Regions from separate parts of the Homo sapiens genome. Here all the other regions are linked to region 6. The links are chromatin loops, found by intact Hi-C in ENCODE. Cell type or tissue: PC-9. All regions are shown on one strand.

The links. Hi-C counts contacts between places; a loop is a spot of excess contacts. Peaks named below come from ENCODE experiments on the same cell type or tissue, not always from the same donor. Only the 100,000 strongest peaks of a DNase experiment are listed, where the experiment ranks them.
Region 1: a loop joins it to region 6, with 18 times the contacts of the local background. A loop is called at or near these places in 43 of 110 quality-filtered maps.
Region 2: it touches region 6 in a loop (11-fold over the local background); 20 of 110 quality-filtered maps call a loop at or near these places.
Region 3: it touches region 6 in a loop (6-fold over the local background); 3 of 110 quality-filtered maps call a loop at or near these places.
Region 4: a loop joins it to region 6, with 7 times the contacts of the local background. A loop is called at or near these places in 7 of 110 quality-filtered maps.
Region 5: a loop joins it to region 6, with 8 times the contacts of the local background. A loop is called at or near these places in 3 of 110 quality-filtered maps.
Region 7: it touches region 6 in a loop (20-fold over the local background); 2 of 110 quality-filtered maps call a loop at or near these places.

Annotation. Positions count from the first base shown.
Region 1 is chr5:57,885,892-57,889,891 of GRCh38, forward strand. No RefSeq gene overlaps it. Among named protein-coding and RNA genes, the nearest start is that of LINC02225, 11 kb to the right of the region's middle. In PC-9, a CTCF peak has its summit at 2,157; DNase peaks (open chromatin) are centred at 2,250 and 3,760; H3K27ac peaks cover 2,047 bases.
Region 2 is chr5:57,648,051-57,652,050 of GRCh38, forward strand. LOC101928505 (a long non-coding RNA gene) reads left to right here and starts at 2,610. Exons shown (of 3, transcript NR_104668.1): 1 at 2,610-2,709. In PC-9, CTCF peaks have their summits at 2,419 (motif pointing right) and 2,623; no DNase peak of the experiment used is centred here.
Region 3 is chr5:57,840,246-57,844,245 of GRCh38, forward strand. No RefSeq gene overlaps it. Among named protein-coding and RNA genes, the nearest start is that of LINC02225, 57 kb to the right of the region's middle. In PC-9, no CTCF peak of the experiment used is centred here; DNase peaks (open chromatin) are centred at 1,586 and 2,326; H3K4me3 peaks cover 434 bases; H3K27ac peaks cover 3,336 bases.
Region 4 is chr5:57,381,060-57,385,059 of GRCh38, forward strand. No RefSeq gene overlaps it. Among named protein-coding and RNA genes, the nearest start is that of RMEL3, 12 kb to the right of the region's middle. In PC-9, no CTCF peak of the experiment used is centred here; a DNase peak (open chromatin) is centred at 2,382; H3K27ac peaks cover 2,694 bases.
Region 5 is chr5:58,186,892-58,190,891 of GRCh38, forward strand. It overlaps LOC105378983 (a long non-coding RNA gene), which reads right to left. Exons shown (of 4, transcript XR_948350.2): 4 at 1-1,550. Among named protein-coding and RNA genes, the nearest start is that of LINC02101, 67 kb to the left of the region's middle. In PC-9, no CTCF peak of the experiment used is centred here; a DNase peak (open chromatin) is centred at 1,550; H3K4me3 peaks cover 1,101 bases; H3K27ac peaks cover 4,000 bases.
Region 6 is chr5:57,296,670-57,300,669 of GRCh38, forward strand. It overlaps LOC107986381 (a long non-coding RNA gene), which reads right to left. Exons shown (of 2, transcript XR_001742513.2): 1 at 2,556-4,000; 2 at 1-1,146. Among named protein-coding and RNA genes, the nearest start is that of RMEL3, 96 kb to the right of the region's middle. In PC-9, CTCF peaks have their summits at 1,725 (motif pointing right) and 2,442 (motif pointing right); DNase peaks (open chromatin) are centred at 1,732 and 2,462; H3K27ac peaks cover 556 bases.
Region 7 is chr5:58,257,099-58,261,098 of GRCh38, forward strand. No RefSeq gene overlaps it. Among named protein-coding and RNA genes, the nearest start is that of LINC02101, 140 kb to the left of the region's middle. RefSeq lists an enhancer at 2,388-3,587. In PC-9, a CTCF peak has its summit at 2,037; a DNase peak (open chromatin) is centred at 2,853; H3K4me3 peaks cover 2,287 bases; H3K27ac peaks cover 3,510 bases.

The DNA of each region.
Region 1 (4,000 bases), 590 kb after region 6:
CCTCCTTAAAAAGAGGCCAGTGATTTTGTTTGTTGTTTGAGTCACAAGAATTAAAAGCCCATCCTCTCTTCTTAAAATCCCTTAATCTTTCTTCTCCTCTTCTGTAAAATGGGTGTAACATCTGCCTCAGTGAGTTGTTAGGAGAAACAAATGAGATTTAGCCATTAAAAGAGTAATGAAATTTCCTGAAACTTTAAAAAAATTACTTTCTTTTTTGAATTTTATTTTTCCTTTTATTAAGTATTTTAACTATAACCCATTTTTTTGTTTCTTTGTTTGTTTCTAGCTTTATGGTCTGCCAATACAAGAACATCATCAATCTAATATAAACAGTTTGGTCAAATGTCTTTGGGACCTATCTATTGGGACCTATTACTTGGGACCTATTCATTACTATTATAATTAATAGTATTCTTTTGGAAAATATGTCACTGTATTACATTCATGTGTTAATTATGAATGCAATTCACAAATCTGTGATAAAAGTTACACTGCACCAGACACTCCAGACACAGGGCTAAAGAGGACTGATATTGCCACACATAAAGAAGTATTTATTACAACAGGAATAGAGTCATGTAACAAGCAAGTGCAAGCAATTGTGCTTCTTGGTAGCACAAATACAGAACCATGCAGTATTACAGAGGTGCCTAAGGTGGGGGCCTTAAGAGAATCTGAACATTCTGACGTTGAGAAACAATGCTTAGAGGTATTTGTTGTTGTTGGTGTTGCTATAAAAATCCTCCCCTTTCATGAACATTTTTTCTTTACTTATTTTATGTGTTTGTTTGATTCCCTAATTTAGGCTTTAAAATGTGCTGACTTTGTAGTCATAATTATGGTACGCTTTTCAAAATTGTTAATGCGGGTGACCAAAACCAATCCCTACCCTTTACAGGCCTGCCACAATCCTATTGATAGCGGCAACTGCCAGCTGAAGGTTTTGGATCTTGTGATTGCAATGGAAACTGGCACGATCAATCCACTTATTTGCTAAATTACCCGTGCTTCCTCTACTGTAATTCCCCCCTGCCCCCTGCGAGACAGAGTCTCGCTCTGTCGCCAGGCTGGAGTGCAGTGGCCCGGCATGATCTCGGCTCGCTGCAAGCTCCGCTTCCTGGGTTCAGGCGATTCCCCTACCTCAGCCTCTGGAGTAGCTGGGATTACAGGCGCGCGCCACCACCCCCAGCTAATTATCATTATTATTATTTTTGTATTTTAGTAGAGAAGGGATTTCACCATGTTGACCAGGATGGTCTCGATCTCCTGATCTCGTAATCTGCCCTCCTCGGCCTCTCAAAGTGCTGGGATTATAGGCTTGAGCCACCGTGTCCTCTACTGTAATTTTACTTGCCCCCTGTGGGGTAAATATTTTCAACATACTTTTTGGTACTGCAGTAAATCACATTCTATCCTCAAGGATGAAAAGCAGGAAGATTCTTATTCATTAGAATAGAGTTTCTTCCCAAACATCCATGCAAGTTTAAAGGCTCCTATTGACTATGTATTAGAAGCACTTTTTTTGTTGTGTTTTGTTTTTTACTGAAATGATATTGTTGGCTCTACAAACAAATGAAACCCAATAATGGGTTTCTCTATTCTTGCTGGTCTTTTCCTTCTTAAAAGAATCATGTGGTCATTCCTTATTTGAAAAAAAAAAAGAAAAAGACACTGAAATGCTGCAATGCCTGATAAGGAGAATCTGCAACACTTGGGCATCTTGTGTATAAGAAAAGATTCTTATCCTTATGCTACTGTCATGGAGCTTGGATATTTACAAACCTACCGCTTTTGACAAGCTTGTGAGAATTTACATAGTCTCACACCGCCCCTAATTTTTATGGCAGAATGTGTCTCACATTTGTAATATTCTCAGAGCTCCTCAGGATTCTAACCTCTCTAACTAGAGATGGTTTCTGAGCAGGCAAGAAGGAAAAAGAGGCAAAAACTGATTGCATCTTTTGTTCGCTTTTCAAAGCCAGATCTCGAAATTCCCAAGAATCCTTAAAGTTGGAGACATGTAGCTAATGGAATTCTAGTCAATCCACATATTTATGTGTTTGGAAAGTGGCTGTTATCAGTTCTTCTTAACCATGTGCACTATTGTCAGGGCCCTTCCAGGCAGCCACACCTGACGAAAGCTGTGATTGCCCTAGATTTCCACTAGAGACCTCTAGCTGATCACAGGAGCCTGGAAAGCAGCTCTCATTACTGGGCGTTTCTCTAGAAGCAGCAGAGGATAAGAGTTTGCCAGTTGCCCCTGGGAGAAGGTGGACTTTACCATCAAAGGAAAATAATTCTGTATAATCTTTCTCTCTCTCATTTTTTTTTAAAGCAAATTGAGGCTTATTCAAGTAGGTATATTGTGAAACACTGAAGAGGAAATAATTTCTGTGTCTTAAAGCTATGGCATACAAAAGACAAAATAGAGATTTTTATAGATTGAAAGGCCCCTTCTCTAAGGGGCTGTTCATACTGATATTTGGAGGCCAGCCTCAATTCTCAGTGTTTGAGAGCTTCTCCTGACAGGTATGAGGGAGAATGAGTTTACTCGCAGTCTGAGAGCTTTTAGGCATTATTGTGAAGCTGAACAAAGTGCTCCCTGTGCCCCACCATGCCCCAGCCTTTTACTGCAGCCCCCTATATGTGAAGGATGGTAGCCCTCCGGGTGCATACCACCTTCAATGCCAGGCCTATAGCTGTAATCCCATGCAACAGAAACAGATGGGATACATCTGTAAGGAGAGACTGGTAGATGAAGTTTCACCGTTTTTCCAAAAACGCAAAACACATTAATCTCCATTTGCCTTTGAATAGTCTGCAGTAGAAACAGAGGACCAAAAGGGAAAATAATCTCCCCTCATTTAACCTGTGCCCCTGTGAAAAATTGTGATAGCTTGTATTTCAGAAACTGAGTGTAACTAATTTTGCCCTCTATCCATGGTCTTCACTACACAGCAGCATTAGAAAGAGAATCAAAATCGGATCAGATCAATGAATCTATAAAGCCTTTTTTGGAATGTATTGCCACCACGAGTTGATCAGTTTCTCCAGAGGCCCTCTAATACCCAGTTTTCTCTGGGGCAATTGTAGATCCTTTTGCATTCATTTTTAGGACAAATCTTGTCATTCTTTTAGGTAGACTGTCATTTGTTCATTCATTTATTCATTTGTTTTTCAAATGCCTATGCTGCTCCAGTCGCTGTGATTTGCAAAGAAAACACAAATGATGATATACAGGGCTTGAGTGGGAGTTCCTAACATTGGATCCACAGATTCCTAAAAGTGAACGACTACTTCAAGATGTCTGTAATCCTCCTAAGATGTGTGTGTGCTTTAACTATGAGAAAAATCCAAGATTTAGAACAATCTTTAAAGGGATTGATGTAAAAACTATTGTAGAGGCTGACAGTTACACGAGCAAGTAATCAGAAGACTACATTAGAATTGTCATATAGTAAAGATACAGTATGTACAGTGTCACATGAGGTCACAGGTGGAGTTTTCTCAATTGTCACTGATGACACAGGTCAGTGAAGGCTACAGAGAAGGTAGCATTTGTGTTATATGTGAAGGTTGAGTAGGAAGTGGTGAGATGACTTGAAGGGAGGGTAGACGAAAGTCAGTGTGCTCTGAGGGGCAGTTCACCTCCAGGGTCTGAGGCCACCCTGCAAGTTGGAGCATGATTGGAATTTTCTCTCCTGCAACCTGACAAATGAAGCGCGCTTTGCCATGAGTCAACTGTTACGGGAAAAGGAATTCCACAGGCATGCCCTGACTGACCACAAATGGGCGAGAGCACATGTGAGTACAGAATGCCCAAAGGTTGGTGTGGAATAATCAAAACGATTCAAATGCTTGGTGCTGTACCAGAGTTGTAGGAGGCCTAGCCTCAGCACTGTACTGCTGCTCTCACTCTCCAACCTGCACTGGAGAGGAAGGTCAACTACAGTAGGTGGAGCTCTGCACCAGGTCCAGAAAGCAGACCTTGATTCTGCAG
Region 2 (4,000 bases), 350 kb after region 6:
GGGAAACCAAAAGATTGACACTCCTGATTTCATCCGTTCACATTCAAGGTTAATGTTGATATGTGAGGTTTTGTCCCTGTCATAATGTTAATTGTTACCTAGTGGCTTTGTAGTGTCAATTGTGTAATTGTTTTATAAGACCTGTGAATTATTTTGTACATTCATTTGTTTTTACAATAGTGAGCATTGACCTTTTGTTTCCAAGTTTTGAACTCCTTAAAACATTTCTTGTAGGACTGGTCTAGTGGTGATGAATTAGTTTAGCATTTGCTTGTCTGGGAAATATTTTATTTCTCTTTCTTTTATAAAGCTTAAATTTAGGAGGATACAAAATTTGTGGTTGACAGTTTTTGTCTTTAGGAAGTCTGAAAATAGGACCCCAATCTATAGTGGCTTGTAAAGGTTCTGCTGAGAAGTTTACTGTTAATCTGAAGGGATTTCCTTTATAGGTGATTAGATGCTTTTTTCTTGATGATTTTAGAAGTTTTTCCTTCATATTGACTTTAGAGGCCCTGATGACTATATGCCTTGGTGAAGTCCATCTTGCAATGCATTTTCCTAGAGTTCTCTGAGCTTGTATCTGGATGTCTAAATCTGTCTCTCTCTCTTTTTTAGGTTTTGGGCTCTTTATCTTGCATTCAAAATTGATGATGAGAAATATCTATGAATGGCAGTAACCTGAAGAGGCATAAATGACAAGGAGTTGATCAACCCTGAGTTTTCTGATTTTCATTATGTAAAGTAGCATAAAAAGTATTTTTTTTTACTTTTATTTTAAGTTTAGAGGTACATGTGCAGACTTGTTACATAGATAAACTAAACTTGTGACATGGGGCTTTGTTGTGCAGATTATTTTATCTCCCAGGTATTAAGCCTAGTGCCCATTATTTATTTTTCCTGATCCTCTCCCTCCTCTCACCCTCCATCATCTAATGGGCCCCAGTGTGTGTTGTTCCCCTCCATTTGTCAATGTGTTCTCATCACTTAGCTCCCAATTATAAGTGAGAACATGTGGTATTTAGTTTTCTGTTCCTGTGTTAGTTTGTTAAGGTTAATGGCCTCCAGCTCCATCCACATCCCTGCAAAGAACATGATCTGAGTTTTTTTTATGGTTGCATAGTATTCCATGGTGTATATGTACATCATGAAGCTGAATTTAGCAGAATACAAAATTTGTGGCTGACAAGTTTTTTTTACACTTTTTTAACAAATCTAATCTATCATTGGTGGGCATTTAGGTTGATTTCATGTCTTTGCTATTGTGAATAGTGTTTCAAAGAACTTTTATGTGCATGTGTCTTTATAATAAAATGATTTATAGTCCTTTGGGTATATACCCAGTAATGGGATTGCTGGGTCAAATGGTATTTCTGTCTTTAGGACTTTGAAAAATTACCATACTGTTTTCCACAATGGTTGAACTAATTTACACTCCCATTAACAGTCTATAAGCGTTCCTTTTTCTCCACAACCTCTCCAGAAATGGATGTCTAAATTTCTACCAAGCCTAAGGAAATCTTCCTTAATTATTTACTCAAATAAGTTTTCCAAACTTTTAACTTTCTCTACATCTCCCTCAGAAATAGCTATGACTTGTGCATTTGGTTGTCTTACATCATTCCATACTCCTCAAAGGCTTTGTTCATTTATGAAATTCTGTTTTCTTTATTATTGTCTGACTGGGCTAATTCAAAAGATCTGTCTTTGAAATTCTTTTTTCTGCTTGGTCTAGTCTATTATTAAAGCTTTCAACTATATTTTGTAATTCAATGAATTCTTCATTTCTAGATGTTCTTTGTGTGTGTGTTTTGTTTTAATGTCTACCTCTTCAGCAATTTTTTCATTGATGTCTTGAATTGTTTTTCTAATTTCTTTGTGTTGGTTTTCAATTTTCTTTTGTATCTCATTGAGCTTATTTAAAATCAATATTTTGAATTATTTATCTGGTATTTCAAAGATTTCCTTTGGATTAGAATCCATTGCTAGAGAGTTAATGTGATTCACTGGGGTGTTTTAACACTCTGTTTTTTCATATTACCAGAATTTTTCCTCTGGTTCCTTTTCATCTAGATAAACTATCTCTTCTTCTCTCTTTCTTTTTTTTGAATTTACTTTCGTTTGGAAAGGAATTTTTTTCCTCCTTGAGGATGTGACTATGCTGTATGCTGTGTATGGTTATTTTACTTTGGTTCTGGATGCTTTCAGTGGCAAGGATTCTATGTGTGTTCCATGGTTATAGATAGCTTTTGTGTGGTGGCTTTCTCAAATGCTGGTTGTAGCTACATACTGGGTGGGTTTGTGAGCAGGTTCACTGCCTCCTTGGGTATCAGGATAGAGGAAGTCTCAGGAATCTTAGCTCATTCCTCACTGTTGTGCGCTTGTGTCAGCAGGTTTTGTATTACACTGTGCAGTTCAATCTCCAGGCCAGTAGGTGGCATTTACAGGTAACAGCTGACTATCTGCAGAAGCAGATGGGCATATACTTGATCTTTGTTTACTGAGAGAAGCTCTCTTTTGCTTCAGCCAATGGGCTGTTCTGTGGACCACCCACAAAGCTGGGTGGAGCTGGACTGTCAAGCTCAACTTTGACCTCAGATATCCCAACGGTAAACACGAGCACCAGACCTGACTGGGTGGTTGAGGGAGCTCCTGGTGAAATGTGCTGAGGCTTCTGCTGAGGTTTCTACCTCAGCTCCACGGCCTGGCCAGGTAGGAATGCAATTCACCTTCCTGTCATGTTTCTGTCCTGGCACTCCAGACATTCGGGTCAGACAGACCTCACTATCTCCAAGCTGCAGTGAATCTGAGAGCCATGAAAGGTACCTGCTCTGTGATTCTCTACCAATGTGGTTATGGTGTGGAACTTCTTTTCTCAGCCCAAAACGTAAAACTTTGAGGCTCTCCTCTTCTCTGCTTCAGGAATGCTGCTGCTCTATGTAGAGAGTGGGAAGGGCCCTGCCATTTTGCAAGCCTGGGCCTGGTAAGCACACTGCCAATGGGGTACATCCACCCCTAACAGTCCTAGAATGACCATCCACCAGCATGCCTATGTCAGTCTCCTATGCGTGCAGCCATGGCTGTTTCTGCAGTAGTTGTGGGGAGGGTAGAAAAAAGAGGTCTCCCTCTCCACAGCCATGCTCAAGCACTGGGGCCATATGGCCACTGGGGTGGAACATATTCCTTTCCCACAGAGCTGAGCATGGCATCTTTGTCTCTGCTGGAAGAGACACAGTCAACTTTACCGCATAAGTGGAAGCTCTCAAGCACAGGAAAGAATGTGCTCTGGTTTCCTTTGCCCCAGGGAAGAGGTACTTCCTTGGTGGGCTGCACTCTCTCTTCCCTTAGGAGCAGCACTCCCTGAGACCTGGGCCATGGGCATTCTGCAGCTTCTCTAGGTCCAGTCAGGCCTGTGTGGCTGTCACAATCCCAGCTGGTGCTGGGGAATGTCTGTGGGAGATCTGGCAATGTGGAGACACAAGGGCTGAGGTTACCTGGGCAGAAAACAGTCTCACAATGGGTATGCAGCAAATATGGCACCTGCTACCACAGCTTGGGTCCAGGAACAGGGTGAGTGACTGTGTGCAAGTTGGTAGTCTGGTGTGATGTCCTCAAAAAGTTACCAAATCACCACCCATACTAGTGCTTGGGCTCATGAAAGCAGAGGAGACCTCTAAAGTTTGGAAACCAGCAGTCTGCTGCAAGGGTGAAGGGAGCCAAGAACATTTACCTTTTTGATGAAATACCAAGTCCCTCAGGAGGGTTTGATCTCAGCCAGCCTTTTGCTTCTGTCTTTTTCTGTATGGTAGCTTCTTCCTGTGAGTTCTCCAATAGTTCCGGCACCCTCTCTTTAATATTCTATGTGAGTTTTGATTATTTACCTCTACGTTCCATTCTTCTTTCTGAGGAGAACTTACATGTGACCTCTCTAGTCAGCCATCTTGAAATTTATAAAACCTGAATTTTAGTTTTTTATATTATGGAAAGGTAATATGTTTATAGA
Region 3 (4,000 bases), 540 kb after region 6:
ATAGAGGAATAAATCAAGACTAGGAGAAGTTAACTTGCCCAAGGTTGTGCAAATAGTAAGTGATGATTCCACTTGCTAATAAAAGTCTTGTTAGTTTCTTTCCAGCACACTGCCTTTTACTGTAAGGCACAGTTCCCGTTTTAAAGAGTTTATAGTTTTTGTGGGGAGGTAAAACTTGTGCACAGATGTAAGAATACAATACATTAAATGTCAAGAAAAAGAAAAATGGCCCAATGTGCAATGGGAATTCAGAGAAAAGAGAAATGTTTTCCTACCCATTTCTTTGTGTCTGAAATGCCACTTGGCATGAACTACACGTCTTTCAGTTCTGTAGGAACATTTCTTCATACCGAAATCTTATTTTAAGGGATAAAACCTCTATTCTTCAGCCAGTTGGAATTTGACAGTATTCCATGAAGTAACTGGAGAGGAGTGGGCAATAATATGAATTCTCAAATGACAACAACCCTTAAGGTGATATTTTAGAAAAAAAGAGTAAGATTTTTCAATACATGTCTATGAGTATATTTGACTTTAAAGACATTCAAGAGAGAATTTTTGCCTGTATTTTTTTTCCACTGATAATACATAGTCCTTGATCTTGTTACATATGAAGTGTATGTCTGTATCTCTCTGTCAAATATTCAAATATGGTTTATGATCATATCTACATCTGTCCAGACTTGAGGTTTTTTTTTTTTTCATGGCTAGCTAGGACTACTATCACTCATGCCACTTACACTCTGTGAATCCAAAGCACTATCTCCATTTGCATCCCAGAAGGCAGAATCACATCGTGGATTGGGGAACAGTCTCTATAGCCAATTGGACCGTGCTCCACTCCAGGGTCTCCCTTTACCTTCTTGCCATGTGATGTTGAGCTATTTCACTAAACCTCTCCCTTCATGTCTTATATTTCTTATCTGTAAAATGGGGATAATGGTGGAATCTAGGTCATAGTGTTTTATGAAGGTTAATAGATAAAATCAATGTGATGCACTTAGAATAGTGTCTGGTACACAGAAAATACTATATGATCATCATTTCTTCTTCTAGGAACGTCAGGCAGAAGCAATCTCTAAGGGTCACTTATGCATCAGGTTCTATTTTGTTTGCTGTAGGAGAAGTTTTTTCAATCATATGTTCGTTATTTTATCTTGAAACCATTTATTGAGTGCCTGCAGATACAATGGATTGCAAAATTAGACATGTCACTGCCTTCCTAGAATCCTGAGCATAGTGAAGAGACAGTCATGGCTCAACTAATTATACAAATAAATGTAAGATTACAACCATGGTAAGTGCTAGGAAAGACAGGCTTCATGACTCCTTATTACATTTGAATACACAGAGTTTAGTGCCTAACAGAGCAAAATTGTGTGTTTCTTGAAGAATCCAAGTGCTTTAATGCCAAAGAAGGGAAGGGCTGCTCAGTGCAGAAACTGAGAACATCCTGAGAAACTAATTAAAACCTTCCTATTTGATGACACCCATAGGATGGGAATCGCTTCCTCTCTCGACTTTCCTTGACACAACTTGCTCAGGAGGAATGCAAAGGATGGGTGGGATCTTCCCCAGCATGAGAGTGAAAGGAAGCCACATACCAAAGAGATGACGGTGGCACAAGAAATGCTGCAGCTGCTAATTCCACCTCCACCCTGTGGGACAACTGCTTAGCAATATTTCAAAGGCAAAAACAAAGTACAGGAAAAAAGAAAAAAAATGGATTTAACAACTTCCTTGACTGGAGGTCTGGATAAGAGTGGAGCACATTTTAAAGTGGACTTTATGGCAGAAATACATGTGGCTTTACAGACATCTGTGCCTGGGATTCACAGAGCCCAAGTGTACATTTGTACATGAAGCACAATCAGCTATTCAAGGCATTTGGCAAGAAACTGGAATATTGATGCCATTTCAATATAATACGTGTTCATCTCCTGTGCATCACTAATGCCAGTTTTACCAGAAAGCTGTAGCTGAGAATTCCATCCAGAATTCTTTCTGCCATTCTTCATTACCAGTGCTTGAAAGGGCAGTGTCCTCCTGCTGAACTTTTAAATTGTTAATTTCAGAAAAATACATTCCCTTTCAGTTTTATGTAACACACGAAGAGAAAATGAGTTTAAGAGTGGAGACAGAGTGTCATATATCAATGGCTGGGAAACAAAATTTAAAGAGAATGAACTCAAGAGATCTACAGCATAAAGACTATAGTTAATAACAATGTTTTACATACTTAAAAATTAATAAGAGAATCAATTTGAAGTGTGTTCACCACAAAAAAATGATAGGTATGTGAGGTAATGCATATGTTGATTAGCTTGATATAGCCATTCCACAATATATACGTATTTCAAAACATCATGTTGTACATATAAATATAGTTTTTATTTTGCAATTTAAAAAATTGTTCTCATTTGACCTTTGTACTTCCCTGACTATATTTCTGTGTCTCTATATCCCATTTATCTGCTTGTCTGTCTATCTTCACCTCATTCACTTTCTCTTCCTTCAAGCTTTCACATTGCATGTCATTGTTTGATGGCTCTGCAGTCAGGATGGACAATTAAGAGACTGTTTCCCGAACATCCACTATGAGTTGGGTAGGAATGTCTTTGAACTCATGAAAATTGCCATCTGGAAGTGAAGACAAATATGAGACATACTTAAAAGTGTGATGAGTGTCAAGAAAAGAAATACATAGGATACTCTGGAATCAAATAGCGATAGTAACAGTAATAACAACTAAGGTTAATTCCATGCTCACTATGTACCCAGGCACTCTTCTCAGTGATTTATATGTATTATTAATTTTAATGTACATATCACATCCATGAGGTAATGTACTATCACTTTCCATTTTATAGATGTGAAAATTAAAGCCCAGAGGGATTAAATACTTAAGTATTTTTCCAAGGCTGCCCAGATAGAAAGCGGTGCACTGTGATTTGAACCATGTGGTTTGGCTACTGCGCCTCTGTGCACTCTAAGTACACTCTTATACACAAGAGAATTTAGCTTGATCTGCCTGGAGAAAGTGTACTACAGTTTAAAATAATATTAATACATTTTGGGGATTTATTTGAGTACTCCTTTAATAAATGTGAGCAAATATTTTTCTCTTTAAAAATTAAGGTAGATTGAAAATAAACATAAAATGCCTCTAAATGTAAAGTAGTGGGATCCTGGGAAAAAATGGCTATGAAGGAAACGCTAGTGCAATTCACATAAAGTGAGGCATAATGCATCAATATCGGTTTCTCAGTTGTGACAAATATACAATTGTAAGATGTTAACAACAGGGGAAAATGGGTAAGGAATACACAGGGGTTCTCTGTATTATAATATCTTTGTAACTTTTCTGTAAATCTAAAACTCTTCTGAAATTAAAAATTTACTTAATCAAAAAAGAAACGAAAAGAAAATATCTGCTAGACTGATCAACCCCCATTAAGCATGTATTAGTTGCAAACTAAACAGTTCTCTAGAAAAGGCAACTCCTCTTTGGCACGTTCTCTCTGCTACTCAGGCAGGCAGCACGGCAGCATCTTCAGCATCTCACAGGGCATCTGTGCCCATTTGTTTCTTGGCCTCTTACCTGGTCAGGCCACGCAGATCATACATTTTTGCAACACCATCCTCTTTAACCTGTATATCAATGTACTCAGCATCATTTCCTTGCCCTTTTCCTGTTCAGTAGAAACTGGTAGCCCTTGTCCTGATTCCACCCAATAAAATAGTATCTTAACAACTTTGCTCCTTTGGATCTTTAAGTGGTGTATTCTTAATCCAGTACTGATACCTGGGCCATCAGATTTGGCCCTGTCCTGCAGGGTTTCGCTCATTCTGTGGAAGCTGCCAGTCTGAAGCCTGGGAGACCTAGACCATGAATGGTTCCTGTGGAAATCAAGCACCCACAGAGACTTCTCTGGCTCACACGGGCGGCGTTTTTGAGTATTTTAAAAAAGAATTTAAGAACTGACAGTCTCTCCAATAC
Region 4 (4,000 bases), 84 kb after region 6:
GGGGGAGGGATAGCATTAGGAGATATACCTAATGTGAAATGACGAGTTAATGGGTGCAGCACACCAACATGGCACATGTATACATATGTAACAAACCTGCACTTTGTGCACATGTACCCTAAAACTTAAGGTATAATAATAAAAAAAAAGAAAGATGGATGGATGGATGGATAGATAGATGGATGGATGATGAACGGATGGAGAAAATTTATCAATTTCTCTACTGTTCCTTGGCTATTAGGTCTTCTAGTCATTGGCCCAGTTGCCAACTGAGTTTGAAAGAAGCAATACTCAGCTGTGACTGTTGATGGAAAAATGGACCATAGAGGAAATTTCTGACCCACTTTTGGCAAAGTGGACACACATAGACCCAGCCCTTCTCTCTGAAAGATGGACAAACTGTTTGGGAGGGGATGACCTCCCAGCAAGGTCAATGTGGCTCTAGGGTGACCAACTGAGGGAGAGCAGCTGGGCCAAAGTGACCTGTCCAGCCATTGCTCAGAACAGGCTGTAATCCTCACTGTGAACAAGTCCACTGAGTTTGCTTGTGGAGGATAAATGCAGGACTGACTGTATAGAAAGGTAAAGAAGCATCACCTTGGCCAGGGAGGCCCCAGACAAAATCATGAAGCAGGTGTATGTGTTTGCAGTGACTTCTACTTATCCTTTTTGCCCAGTGTCTCCACCTTTCTAAATCTCATTTCATCCCACAGGGAATGAGGGTTTTTATCCTGCCTTGTTCCCATTATGGAAGAAATAAAATAAAGCAGAGTAATGCTAAGCATTCATTGTTACTCTCATGGCTTGCAGGTTGGCTGCAGCCTGGCTGAGCTAGGCTGGGCTTGACTGGGTGGCTCTGCTTCAGCTGCAACCCTGGCTAGGCTTGACCCTTTGCTGTGAGTTGGACTCATGTCTACACCCATATGATCATGTTAGAGTCCAGGCTCAAAGGGCAGCAGCCACCTGAAGGAAGCTCTTGTCCAGGTAATGGCAGAAGCATAGGACAGGTATTAGTTTCCTAGGGCTGTCATAACAAAATACTACAAACTTGGTGCCTTAAAATAATGAAAATTTATTCTTCTACAGTTCTGGGGGCTAGAAGTTAAAAATGAATGTGTAGGCAGTGCCATGATCCCCCCAAAAGTTCTAGGAAAGTGGCCTTACTTATCTCTTCCAGTTTTTGGTGGCTGCAGGTTTTCCATGGCTTGTAGCAGCATTACTCCAATCTCTACCTCTGTCCTCTGGCATTCTTTTCATGTTTCTGCGTCTTGTCTCATGCAAGGGCACTTTTATTGGATTTAGGGCCTGCCTTACTTTAGTATGACAGTATGATCATAAGTTCCTTTCAATCCTTACCTTAATTACATCTACAAAGACCCTATTCCCAAATACGGTCATATTCTGAGGTTCCAGGTGGACACAAATTTTTAGGAGACATGATTCACACACTACAGGAGGGCAAACCCAAACAGGCAAACACATTATGTCTGCTCACATCTCATGGGCAAAACCAAGTCACATCAATTGGTAATTATCTTCTGTCTCTAGTGTGAGGGGCTGTAAAGTCACATGGAACAGGCCTGGATACACAGGGTGGGAAAGAAATGGGGCCAACAATCCAACCTACTACAAAAGCCTAGTTTGCTGTGAACCCAGAAGAGGAGATGGTTGGTGGTTCTGCAGTGCTTCCTAGCCCTCCAGACTCTCATCTGCATAAATGGGTTTGCTGAGAAGTCCGTGCCTCATGGAGTTACAGTAATGATTCAGTGTTAATACATGCAAGCTGCTTAGCACAGTATGTGGCACACAGTAAGCACAGAATTAATGTTAACTACTATGATCCTTATGAACCCACTGTCCTTTCTCTACCATCCACTTCACCACTCTCTGTTATTCCTTATGCTTTCCCCCCTTCTCCTGGTTTTCAACACATGTAATTTCCATTTTGCATAATTCACATAAACGAGCAAAGAAATTCTCCTGTTGAAGAGTCTTGTTATACTAGAATTTGGAAAAAGGGGGTCCCAATTATAGGGTGAGATAACTATTTAGGACATTAACTATTAAGATAGTGGATAGTTGTGGGCAATAAGCAAGCTAAACTAGTGCTTTGATCTCCTGAAAGGGAACTTGCTGTAGGTTGAGGGATTTCTGTGGCTTTCATCAAAGGAGTGAGAATCATGCTGGGCCATTACCTTTGCAGAGTGGAAATGATCCAGCTCAGTTTTGAAGCAAAAGCTGATCAGATAAGGGCAAGAGAGCAAAGGATGCTGCATCATCACCCAGGCTGGCCTCTTGGCCAGCAGGCGGAGAGATAAGAACGTTGCTCTGGGGAACGAGTTCCCCAGCAGTAACTGCAGTCTCTGTTTGGAATATGAGTTGTTCCATGCTAATGAGTCACATTTCATCATTTCCGGGAGTTGATGCCCCAGAAGGGACTGTTGTCACATAAAACCTTTTTATAAAAACTGTTTATTTGGTGGAGTCTTTATGTTTAGCTTTTGCACCAAAATAATTTCTAAGTGATGATTCATTTCCAACCTACATGACATGCATAGACGCAGCTAATGCAAAATAGTGTTGATGCACGTTTTTTACATTTTTTTTTCAATTTAAAGAACCGTTGTACAGTTTTTGCTAAGGTCTCAGGATTTCTTGAGATTCCTGTGGACACAGTGCTGCAGAGCTGCACCCGAGGCAGGATCTGATGGGAAAGAGTGCTGACCTGTTAAGGGCTGGATGATCGTTCTGGATGGAATGTGCAGGAAGCTCTAACACTGAAAATGGACTTAGGGACTGTCTTTGCCTCTGTTGGCTGTTAATGATCTTTGCAATCCCGAGAATTTTAGAAAAGAGAGCAATAATTTCTACTAGCTGTATGGTTACTAATTTCTAATCATCTAAATATAACCTTTTATATTAAAATAGGTGTGATTACAGGCACAGAAAACCAAACACCACGTTCTCACTTCTTTTTTTTTAAATTTTATTATTATTATACTTTAAGTTTTAGGGTACATGTGCACAATGTGCAGGTTTGTTACATATGTATACATGTGCCATGTTGGTGCGCTGCACCCACTAACTCGTCATTTAGCATCTCCTAATGCTATCCCTCCCCCCTCCCCCCACCTCACAACAGTCCCCGGTGTGTGATGTTCCCCTCCCTGTGTCCATGTGTTCTCATTGTTCAAGTCCCACTTATGAGTGCACATGTTCTCACTTCTAAATGGGAGTTGAGCAATGAGAACACATGGACACAGGGACAGGAACAACACACACTGGGCCTCTTTGAGGGCGGAGTCGGGGGGCATCAGGATAAATATTTAATGCACGTGGAGCTTAATACCTGGGTGATGGGTTGATAGGTGCAGCAAACCACCATTGCACATGTTCATCTATGTAACAAACCTGCATGTCCCGCACATGTATCCTGGAATGAAATAAAATAAAATAAAATGAAAAAAATTAAATAGGTGTGATTAGCAAGATGAATTCCCCTGTGAAGCCTGGAGCAGGCTTCACTTTTTTCAACACACATCTGTGCCTCAACAACATCAGACAAGGTGTGGGGGCTCACGCCTGTAATCCCAGTACTGTGGGTGGCTGTTGCAGGAGGATCACTTGAGGCCAGGAGTTGGAGACCAGCCTGGGAAACATAGCAAAACCCTGCCTCTACAAAAAATAAAAAATTAGCCAGGCATGATGGTGTACGCTTGTAGTTCTAGCTTCTTGGAAGGCTGAGGCAGTAGGATTCCTTGAGCCCAGGAGTTCAAGGTTATAGTTATCTATTATTGTGCCACTGCACTCCAGTTTGGGTGACAGAGCAAGACCCTGTCTTAAAAAATGTCTTCTGGCCAAGAGAAGTGAGTATGGGTCAGCAAACATGAAGTTCTTGCCCAGAGATCGAGAGATGCTGTTGGCCTTTGCAGGGGGAATGGCCCTGCCCAGCAGAGGGTAGAGCTGTAAGGGACCCTGCCAGGAGATTTTGCCCATGGGT
Region 5 (4,000 bases), 890 kb after region 6:
TGCTGATGTCCACTGATGTCTTAGACTATAATTTTATAACTTTGAATGATATAAAGGTTTACAGTTGCTATTTTTTTGCATATTGCCTATCAGAGGCTTGATTAGGAATGTGATATGAATCTGTCTAATGGAGCAGGAACTATCTGTATGGGGTTAAGCTTTTAACCCAAAAATGTTTACTGAGCACCAATTATGCACAAGTAATTTGAAGTATTGGCCTTGTCTCTGAAAGGTGCTAACAGATAAACAACATCATTCTTCCATTTAGGCCGTAATTCTGTTCAGAAATTAAAGAGCAAAGGTTGTGAATGTCAGTTTTTCTTTCTTTCCTAAAAATCAATAGGTAATTACACTGACCCAAAAGGCAAAATGAATTCACTCTGTGAGTTTACCATTCATAGGACAGGACTTCACATTTACATGCCCATTTAAACATGCCCTGCTACAGTCACTTCTGAACATGTAAGAAGAGCTTCTTTGACATTCTGAAAAAATATTAACTCTAAAAGTTAGAGAGTAAACAATTTTAAGTGTTCAAATAGTACCTTCAAAAAATGATAAATAATTTCAATTTCTCTTTCAGGTAATAACATTGAGATATTGAGGTTCACTGGGAAAAATATTTTTGTTGGCACTTGGCACTTGGAATGCTTATAACATCACATCTTTAGTGGTATTACTTCAGCTATACCCTGTCTCATTGTTTATACAGATAGTGATGCATTTTGGTTAAGAATCTTAATAACAATAATCCTTTATATTTGTACAGTCTTTTTCAGTTCCAGGGCAGTTTAGATTTACCATCATATTAAATTCTTGCAAGGACTCTGTGAGATGACTGTAAGATTATTATTCTCATTGTGCCGTTGGGAAAACTGAAGCTCACAGAGTCCAAAGGCTATGAAGCATGGACTGGAAGCTGCCTGTCTGGGTTCAAATTCTGGCTCCATAGCTTGCCAAATATGTATAATTTGGAGCAAGTTACTTAACTTCTTTTGTATCAGTGTCCTCATCAGAAAATGAGGGTAATAACAGCACCTACCTTACTGGATTGTTATGACAGCTTAGGTTAATGTATGTTAAATACTTAACAGCAGTACCTGGCATATGGTAAATGCTACATGCATTTCAGAAATTGAGCCCAGATTTCTGACTGCATGTCTAGTGTTCCTTTCATTACAATAGTGTTTCAATTATGTCTTGTTACACCACTTCATGTGGTGGTTGACAGGGTACTGAACTAGAGGCAAAAGTACTACTACAGAAGCATATTCTGATGTTGTAGCTTCTACATTTTCCTGAATTAAAAACAATTAGGTAGTAATAATGTTCATGTAAACTATTTAGTAATCCTTCATGTGTACCAGGCTGGGTATCAAGCAAATAACGCATCTTTTACATGTATTATTCTATTCAATCCTCACAGCAGACCTGTTCATCTCCACTTGCAAACAAGGAACTGGAGTCACCAAGAGGTTAAGTTGTGCAGCGAGTCAGAGCATAGTGATAGGCATCAAAAGGGAGTTTCACGTCTGACTTAATATTGGTATCTGTGGAATGAAACAGGAATGTGCTTAATCATATCAAGCGATCTGATACTCAAACCTTTGTCTTCACCAGGGGTCACTGTCCTGGCAGTTACAGCATATTGCAAAACTGAAATCAAAGCTAAAGGCCTTAGAAATTTTTAATCTAAGCAAGAGCTGATTGTGTTTTAGTGGTGGATATCCAGTATAGTTTCCAACAATTGCAAATTGAAAGTAAAGGGAAAGTAAGCTAACAGACTCCTTAAAGTATCCACAGTCTTGGATAAAGCTTTTTTCTTCCAAATCTGCAATTATTCTTTTAAGGATTCAATTTAATTTATTATTTAAATTATTTTTAACATATATTATTTTAAAACTAAATTACATACAAATTTTCTTTTCCCTAATCTAAAGTTAAAATAAATCACTTTGTAATAATAACTGTGTAGAATTATATGAAAACATCATGTCTGTATTTTCAGTGCCTTAAGACACTTGGAATCTTTGGAGAATCTCACGTTCTAATTTTATTGGATTAGATATGCATGGCTTGGTGGCCTCAGAGGACAAGACTTAGGAGTAGCCCCAAAACATAGTCATCAGAAAAAAGAAAGAAAGTGGGGATTATTCTTTTAAGCAATTTAACCCAAAATCCAGGTTCCATGTTGTTCCGGCTTCAGAGTGAAATTTTTGTTCTCATCTAATTTTAAAGTTATACAACAACAGGAATGCTGTTAAGAAAACTCTGAGCATGAACCAAACCCGAGTGACAATACAGAACCCTGTTTTTATAGATGTTTGCCCCTAAAATAATAAAGTATAAAATATAAACTGACAAAATGGAATGCCCAGTCAAATAATATGATGTGACTTTGCATACATTTTATATCTCCTTACATGTCCAAAGGAGACATATTTTGTCAACATACAAATTCTGAGTGGCCTAGGAGGCAAGCCTATTCACAGTAATCCTCCTGGGAAAATAAGAAAGGAAGAGTAAGTACTAACTTTAGTATTAATTAGTTTTTGTGACACCATGGAACTTCCAACTTACAGGCTGGTAGGGATAGGGCACTCTGTCTCTATAGCATTGCAAAAACTGCTTTTCCTTCCATTTCTGCTTCAGATCACATGTTCTGGCTCAGCAGGGGCTAACGAGATGGAGGGAGCAGAATCTCTGTCTCTCCCTCTCAGATATTCTGATAAAGCCCTACTCCTGTCAGTTGGAGATCAGGTGTGGAGTTTCTGTTGGGTAATAATTTCCAATTTTAGTTATCTAGAGTTTAATAGCTATTGTTTTAAGTTATTGTTTTAAAGAAATAAAAATCACTGGTATATTTTAAAGCATCTTAATTAGTAGCCATGTATTATTTTCAATAGCTGATAAACAATTAGGCTTTAAACATTAAACATCAAATCATTAAGAAATTCAGTTGAAGTAATCAGAACTAATATTGATGAAGAGGAGTATGACTGACTAGGAGGGCATTCATTTTTCCCCCAAAATCACACTGGGTAAATATGGTAACAGATGAATAAGGCCACACACAAACATCAACTTAGTCACTGTATAAGCATGCCATTTAAAGTGATTTTTAAGCTGACCATCACCTAATTTGGGTAACTACATTTCTAGGTTCTACCTGGACTCCTCTGATGTGTGTGCCAAGACAGACAACACTTTCATAAGCACATTATAGACTCAAACAAACAGAAGTGACAAAATGTGCAGAAGGACATTGTAAATTATTCTACAGGGGACAGCTTCATGTCTAGATAATTGTTTTCCTCCTTCTTAGTATTTGTTGCTAATCATGAGAATAATTGTCCAATTCACCTACTGTGTCTTCTCACAATTACTATTCAATGCATTTTTCAGATATTTTAAGACGTTCTCAAAACTGTGGAGCAAATCATACAAATGGGGTAATACACATGAAAACAGGTACTTCCCTTGCCCCGCTCATACATTTGATCTCTTCTTTCCTGGCTGCTTGCAGATTGAGTTCACAGAAACATATGGGGATAAAGGAAGAAGGCTGATTTTTAAAGAAGCAGATTAGAACCCTTCCCACGCTTGGATGTCATCCTCCTCAAAGTAGATTAATGTTCTCTACTCCATTTCTGTTTTCTTCTCTCTGGTTTTACTGTATTTTTTTTTCTTTTATTGCATTGGCAAAATCTGCAAAATTAAAAACTTGTCCTTTAAGGGTAAACATACACAGAGAGTCTTTTTCATCTGCTTAAGTTCTAAGTCAGCAGAATTTAATTTCCCTGAGCAAAATAGTTCCCTGACTGTGTCTTGTTAATTACTAAAGTGTTCCTTCCCTAAATTTGTTTTCATTCTTGTATCTCCTTTGAGTTTCTCTCAGGAAGAAGTACCCAATCAATCTCAGGGTCAGTGGCTGGGGGTGCCATGGCCTTGCACCTAATGCTGTTTCCATATCTATTGAACCCTCGTTTTGACAGGACGT
Region 6 (4,000 bases):
GAGGCAAGAATTGAGTTGCTGCAGACCCATATGGGTTCACTGCTGCTAACACATCTGTGTTTGTGTATCTTTGTGTGAGCATAGAGAAAGTTATGAAAGCCTCTTAAAAGTGATTACTTTTGGGAAGGTGTGATTGGATGAGGGTGGAGAGGTTGTTACCTTTTTAAATTACTCAAGTAATTAACAAAGACATTACATTTGAAAACAAAACTTTAGAGCCAAGGCCGGCCCTATTAAATACCACTCCTGGCCCTCTTCCCGCGTTATATGTGGTTTTCCTGAGATTTTCTGTGTATTTGCATGGTTATATATGTACTTGGGGAGAATTCAGAATTTTTTAAAATACATGCTACCACGTTGTACGGATCTTTCTATAATATACCTTTTCACTCCACAGTGGTTCTTTTTTTTGTTATGTGTCCATGTTAGTAAATGTAAACTCTCTAATCCCTTTTTAATTGCTGCATAGGATGCCTTAGCAAATAACCATCTATTTAGCCATTCCTCTACTGACGGGCAGTTAAGACTCTTTCTATTTTTTAGCTATTAGAAACAGTGCCACAGGGGCCACTCGTGTACAAGCCTCCTTGAACGCATGTTTATGTTTCTCTAGGAGAGACACCACTAGTAAAATTGCTGGGTAATAGTGTATGACATTTGAAAAATATTTTTAAAGTAGATTCAGGCCCAGTGTGGTGTCTCTCGCCTGTAATCCCGGCACTTTAGGAGGGCGAGGCAGGAGGATTGCTAAGGCCAGGAGTTTGTGATGAGCCTGGGCAACATAGTGAGAGTTCACTTCTACAAAAAACTTAAAAAAAAAAAAAAAAAAAGAGACTACAGTATATTCTGTAGAATTGCCTTTAAAAGAGGCCATGACAATTTACATTTTATAATCTGAAGGATATTTAAAAAATTATTGTCTAATTTAAAACAGGCATGTCTTAATTAATAAAAAACAAAGAAAATCCATAAAATTGTTCTTGAATTCCCTTTGTTCTCCAAATGTGAAGAGATACATGGATTTTCACCTTTCCTGGCTTCCTCCAGGGAGTCCTCCCAGGTGAGCAGGAGATGGAGAAGGTAGCTTCGGACAGCAAAGATTAATGAGAGTCTTCAGAGAGCTTGTTTCTGTCCCCTGGAACTTACCTGATAAGCAAGAAAAAGTTACAAATTTACTACATATTGAGTATGCCTAGTCTCAAAATCTGAAATCCAAAAGGCCCAAAATCTAAAACTTTTTGAATGCTGGCCAGCATAAAATAAATGCTCCTTGGGGCATTTCAGATTTTCCTACTGGGGATGCTTAGCTAGTGTAATGTAAGAATTCCAAAACCCAAAACGTTTTGAAATGCCAAATACTTCTGGTCCCAAGCAGTCCCAAGAATTTCGACTAAAGGATGCTCAACCTGTATTTGGTGTTTTATTTATAGTTCCAGCATGAGAGAAAGGCATCTCTGAGTTTCAGAAAAGATTTTGGTTGAGCATATGAAAATATTGGCTGAAGAAAGAAAAGGCCTTTAGAATTTACAGAAACATGAAGTGGAAATGGCTCTTCCTCTGACTTAGGCAGTGAATGTAGAACACACCCGGAGAGCTTAATGGGATCTTTCACAGAAATGAAACTCCTCAACAAATGTTTGTCAGCTTAGGTGAGGTTCTTGGCTAAGGCACCAGTAGTGGACTTTGATATTCTTTTACAAGTGTATCACTCACCAGCAGAGGGGGCCAAAGAGCTTTCCACGGTTTGGAAACTCCCTGGCGTCAGAGAAAGCATCGGTATCACCTTTGCCTAATAGTGCAGCATATAAAAAATGTTTAAATTTGGTGTCCAACAAGAAATGCCATAGCAGTCATTTTCTTAAATAAGTAATTTTAACGTATATATGGAATGACATATGCACATTGTTAAAATGCAAATACAAAGAATACAAGAAGGCTTTTTGTATATAAAAACATAAAATGTTTTAAAAGACAGCGCTGGGGCTAAGACTCAGAACTATGTGTTTTAGACACTGTTCCCCCAGTAACCAGTTTGGAAACCTCCGGGATAGCTAATGGCTTCCCTCAGATAGGGAGTTGCCCTCTCCTTAAAAAGTCCCTGCTGGAGGGACAGAAAGGGTGACTTTTGTGGTTCTGGCTTTGTCCTATGGCCCTTTGGATTCCTTCCCACCTTACTGATCATGGTAGTGGAGTGGGTGGTGGCTGGAGGAGAGGCAAAAAGAGCATGTTTCTGTTCTAAACAACTGTCATACAGGGGCTCTGTGTTGATAAAAACACCCATGCTTTTAATTTCACATAATTTGTGGTTTAATTTGGCTATTGCAGTGACAGTCAAGAGATGATTCTCTTTGGAGAGGCTGAGAAGAAAAGGAAAGAGACTAATCAGGGTGTGTTAAACTTTTTTAATAAAAAACGAACACTAGGGGGCAGCAAACCACTGTTCGGAGGAGCGTCTGCACAAAATTTAGTAAGGCCGAAAGATTGTTTTCCTGAACACGTGATGTGTTTGTTAAACATCCTCTAAAAAGGGATGTCTGCTGTCAGGCTGCTTTTACCTGAATGGTAGTTTCAATCTTTAGGCGGTCTTTACTTTTCAGTTTCCTCCACACGTTCCGATACCTGCCATCTTCTCATGGAGCACATTCACATGTCACAATCAGTGTTTCCGCACTCTGGGCTTCTTAAAGGGAGCCCTCCTAGTGCCTCCCACAAAGACCGCTAACATTAATCTCCAAAACCACGCACCTCGTCGGGGAACAGGCGGCCTGAACAGCTCACTTCCTGTATCTTGAGGGATGAGGAGCTGGAGGTCTCCACCCGCTGGGTCTCTGTATTAGTCTGTTTTCACACTGCTTATAAAGACATATCCGAGAGTGGGTAATTTATAAAGAAAAAGAGGTTTAATGGACTCACAGTTCCACGTGGCTGGGGAGGCCTCACAATCATGGCGGAAGGTGAAAGGCACACAAGAGAGAAAAGAGAATCAAGCAAAAGGGATTTCCTCTTATAAAACCAACATATCTCCCGAGACTTAGTCACTACCGCGAGAACAGCACGGGGGAAACTGTCCCCATGATCCAATTATCTCCCACTGGGTCCCTCCCACAACATGTGGGAATTATGGAAGCTATAATTCAAGATGAGATTTGGGTGGTGACACTGCCAAACCGTATCAGTCTCTAAGTTAATACAGATTCTGCCAAGACCTCCTCCTGCCCTCCAGGTGATAGGAGAACTCTAGGGGTCCTATTCAAGTAAGCGTGTTCACAGGGGTGACCTTGCACTGTCCTGAGGGACGTTCCATATAGGCAAAGGCTAAATTTTGTTTGGCTAGATATTTTATTCTAAATCACCTAAGCCTATTTCCTCTGCTGACTCTGGGAATTAGTACCCGGGAGATATATATATCAGCTAGGACTCATATGGGCCTTGGTACCACGTGATGCTTTCTGGTAAGTGCTGCTGAGGTGCCATCAGAGCCCAGAGTATTGGGTTATGGTGTCATTTAGCCATGAGCTGTGTGGCCTTGAACAGACCATGTAACCTCTGTTTCCTCATTTGTAAAATGAAGAAGTGAGCCTGGAAGTGAGCCCAGAAGTGCATCTCTGGATCTGATTTGAAGCAAGTAGATCACCATGCTCCATATTCTTTTACGGGATCACATTTGTAACTGCCTGTGATGGTTAATATTGAGTGTCAACTTGACTGGATTAAAGGATGCAAAGTATTGTTCCTGGCTGTGTCTATGCCAAAGGAGATGAACATTTGAGTCAGTGGACCGGGAGAGGCAGGCCCACTCTCAGTCTGGGTGGCCACAATCTAATCAGCTGCCAGCGTGGCTAGATTAAAGCAGGAAGAATGTGGAAGGACTAGACTGGCAGAGTCTTCCAGTCTTCATCTTTCTCCAATGCTGGATGCTTCCTGCCCTCGAACGTCGGACTCCAAGTTCTTCAACTTTTGGACTGTTTGACTTACATCAGTGGTTTGCCAGGGGCTCTTG
Region 7 (4,000 bases), 960 kb after region 6:
CTATCTAAGGTGGGAAGTCCTATTATTCATTTCCTGCCAGAATTTAAAAAAAAATCCTTAAATTTAATTTAAATTTAAAGAAAAAGTTTAAGGTCATCTCAACATCTGACTTCTTTGTAAGTCAGGTAAACAGAGAAGAAGAAGTCAAAAGAAGGAGGCATAATACTTTTTGCATATCATACTGATATGTCTTGTTTTGTACTTATAGTCAGCCATTTCAAAGAAGGTTCCTATTTAATATGTTTGAAATTTTCTCAAAGACACTGCATTAATAATTTCTCATTAAGGCTAGTGATATATTATTTAAGAACAGCATTGAGAGAGATGTAAAAAATTTAAACATCATTATAAGCAAACCGGCCAACACACATGCACACACCAATTTAAAATGTCCTTTAGTTTCTTCTTAAAGTAAATGAAAAGGCACATACACTATTTTCTAAGAAACTTTAGTCTATAATATATTTTTCTTCCACCAGGAATGTCTTTGTCCCATTACCCCAAGTAAGATTCCACCCTTTCTTCGTAATCTGCTTCAGATGTCACCTCCTTTATTGAGACTTTCCTGGTTCTCCCCAACCATAAACTATCTCCTTCCTCTGAGCCCCTATGGGGCTTGACCAATTTCGAGTCTGCAGTGGCCCGGGGTCTGCTGAATGACTTTCACAGGCCATTGGAACTTTTTGCCTTATCAGCCTCTTCATAATAAAATATTAAAATGATATTTTATAACTGATTGGTATGAACATAAATGAAATCTAGGCTGATTTTTTTTTATTATACATTCATTATTATTATGATACTTAATTTTTTCTTATTTAAAAAAATTAAAAGGAAACATTTTATGGGCTCCTAAATGCATCATGGTACTAGGCCTTCCATCCCCGCCTAATGGGTAACTTGGCCCCATCACTTTCACACCAGACTTGTGTTGTAATTATTTATGCATGTGCTATCTCCCCTTCTAGGAAAAGAGCTTTAGGTTAGAAGCCTGAAAACTCTTTATAGCAACTATCTGAAATAAGTTTATTGAATGATATACAACCTTCCAGGGTCTTTAGAGAAAGAACACTCAGGAATTTACTTAGTTCTGCATTTACTGAGGCAGGGTGGCTACCACTCTTTGGTATGACTAATTATGATTCCTACTTTTTTCCAGTGAGAAAGCTACATTATTATTGTTAGATTTAAATGTTCCTATTTTTAATGAAGTACTAAGGGAACAAGTTAGAAACAAACTAGTAATCAAGAACCCTGGAGACTTGTTTCCATTTTCAAAGTTTCCTTTGTTGATTAATACTTTGTTTTTAGAAAAGGGTGTATGTGTGTGCATGTGTCCCATATATGAACAAAAAGTGACCTGAAAAAAAATTGGGAAAATGAGGCTTTTCTTTACTTCAATCTGGTACATTAGATTAACTAACTTAATGTGTATGAAGTCACTTTTTATACATTTTATACACTTTTTACACATTTAGGTTGCCACCTAAAATGTATACACCCATGCCCATAATTGATTGTAAGCCTACGGCACTGGGCATATTAGTGAAATGCAGAGAAAATTTTTCAGTTTTTAAGCCATCACACTGCTCTGTCCCTAAAATCTTGAGTGAGTTGAAAATAAAAACTACAAAAGTTTATGCCATTAGCAATGTTCTTGACCTACATAGGTTTTGATGCAAGCCATTTTGCAGATGAGGTTGCTCTCTCTTTAACTGATTTCATGGTCAAGGTTGGAACCAGCATAAATCACCTTATAAGAACAGGCACATATCTTGTTCACTTCTAAGATATATGTTTCCTGCCATGGCAAGTGTCTGGCAGAAGGCACTTAACTCCGAAAGCATTGTTACAGGGATCAGCAAATACAATTCCCTCAGTACACAGCATCTCCAGAAAGTTCCCAGAATTCTGAAACAAGTGATTTTTATGGCCATGCCAAATAAAGTTTATTCAAGAAAATGCTCCCCTATTTGTAACATTCTCAAGAGTATTTACAGCAAATGTTTGGAGAGGTAGTGCTGTGGGGAGTAGTCAGGTGATCTGGAATGCCATTTGTTAGTGAGAGCTGCTGAACACATGGTAGTCATTTCATTTCTCCTCAATGGGGGCACCAAAGGCTGGCTCCATAGAAGTACAGAGGTCTTTCATCATTATGCTCTACTAAGATCTCACTCAATGCTGCCACAAATTTAACAATATTTTTTAAAAACTTCTTCATGGAGCCAATTATAATTTTCTCACAGGTATATATAATATTCATGAAAGCATCTTTAGAAACTGTTATTTTTATTGCTCTGTAACAATTAAGCTAAATAAAAACCATATCCTTACCATGCACAGGTAGCTCCAAGACCTGGCTCCAGGCTACCACTCCCACAGATGGCTGCCTGGACATAAAGCCCATCCACTCCAAGATAGGGAGCCAGCACTGCTACTGGTTGTCTTCCCAAAACACCAGTGATTACTGGCAGGGTACTTTCATTTGAGAATAAAAACAAAACCAAGTAAAACAAAAATCACACACACAAACACTGACTTCCTAATGTGGTACTTTTCATTCAGAGAGGGAAAATAAACATAAAATAAAATGAAATCATAAGCTTCAGAGAGTAGGATCATTTGCTTGCAAATCATTCAGATGCAGTAGCAGCTAGTTTGCCCAGAGTTTAGATTAAAAGTGTCAGGTTCCTTCAGGGGGATTTTCCCAAGCGCGGATGAAAATCACACTCGGATGCAGTCATTCCTTTGGAATGTAGCAAATTTAGATGACCCAGGTAGCTGTGGAGGCTGCTTTCCAAGGGCATTTCCAGCTCTCTTTCCTTCTCTCTGAGAGCAAGAGTGATGAAGTGCATTCTTGCCTACTCATCTGCCCTGTGATCTATGGATCCACAATGAAGTACAAGTCGAGCATGAATCAGCAAAATGCTCTATTGAAAAAGAAACTGACCTAATGATGCTACGGTATGAAGTATGAAGAAGTAGGAAGGTATGAACAACAAGAAAATCCCCAGTGCACCCAGCCTGGCTCACACTCTTGCTGGGAGACTCGCCCAATGTTGGATTTCAAGTAGGTTCAAGGTAGGTTTGCCAGATAAAACACAGAATGCCCAGTTACATTTGAATTTCAGTAAACAACTGATAATAATCAGTGGACTGTTAAGACATCTACCTTTCTGATATTCTCTCTTCTCTGAAGCCTCCCTGGATCCTTGAGGTACCAAAAGCATTAATAATAAAAGCAACAACCAATATTAAAGAGCTTCCATTTTCAAGAGCACTTTTCACATTCATTAGCCAGCTCTTTAGTTTGTCTTTACGACATTCCTGAAGGTTGATATTATTATGGGCAATTGACTGATAAAACTAGAGGCTCATCTGAAATTAAGGCATTTATTCATTCAAGTAAATGTTACAGTTAGATTTAAAGCTCTGGTATCAACTTAACTGCCTCCCAAAAGCACTTTGTGCCTTTATTTTTAAAATAAAGCTTATGAAATTCTCCCAGATACCTCGTTTATCTACCTTGCTTTCACCTAAATTTCGGGCTTCCAGAAAATGGAGATTGATTATTGTTTATTTTTACTAACCTCACCATGCCCTGATGTTCAATAAAATGTCTTTTGATTTAGGCCGGGCGCGGTGGCTCACGCCTGTAATCCCAGCACTTTGGGAGGCCAAGGCAGGCATATCACAAGGTCAGGAGATCAAGATCATCTTGCCTAACACAGTGAAACCCCGTCTCTACTAAAGACACACACACACACACACACACACACACACACACACACATACAAATTTAGCCGGGCGTGGTGGTGGGTGCCTGTAGTCCCAGCTACTTGGGAGGCTGAGGCAGGAGAATGGCATGAACCCGGGAGGCAGAGCTTGCAGTGAGCCCAGATTGCGCCACTGCACTCCAGCCTGGGCGACAGAGTGAGACTCCGTCTCAAAAAAATAAATAAATGAATAAATAAAATAAAATAAATAAAAGTCTACTGAT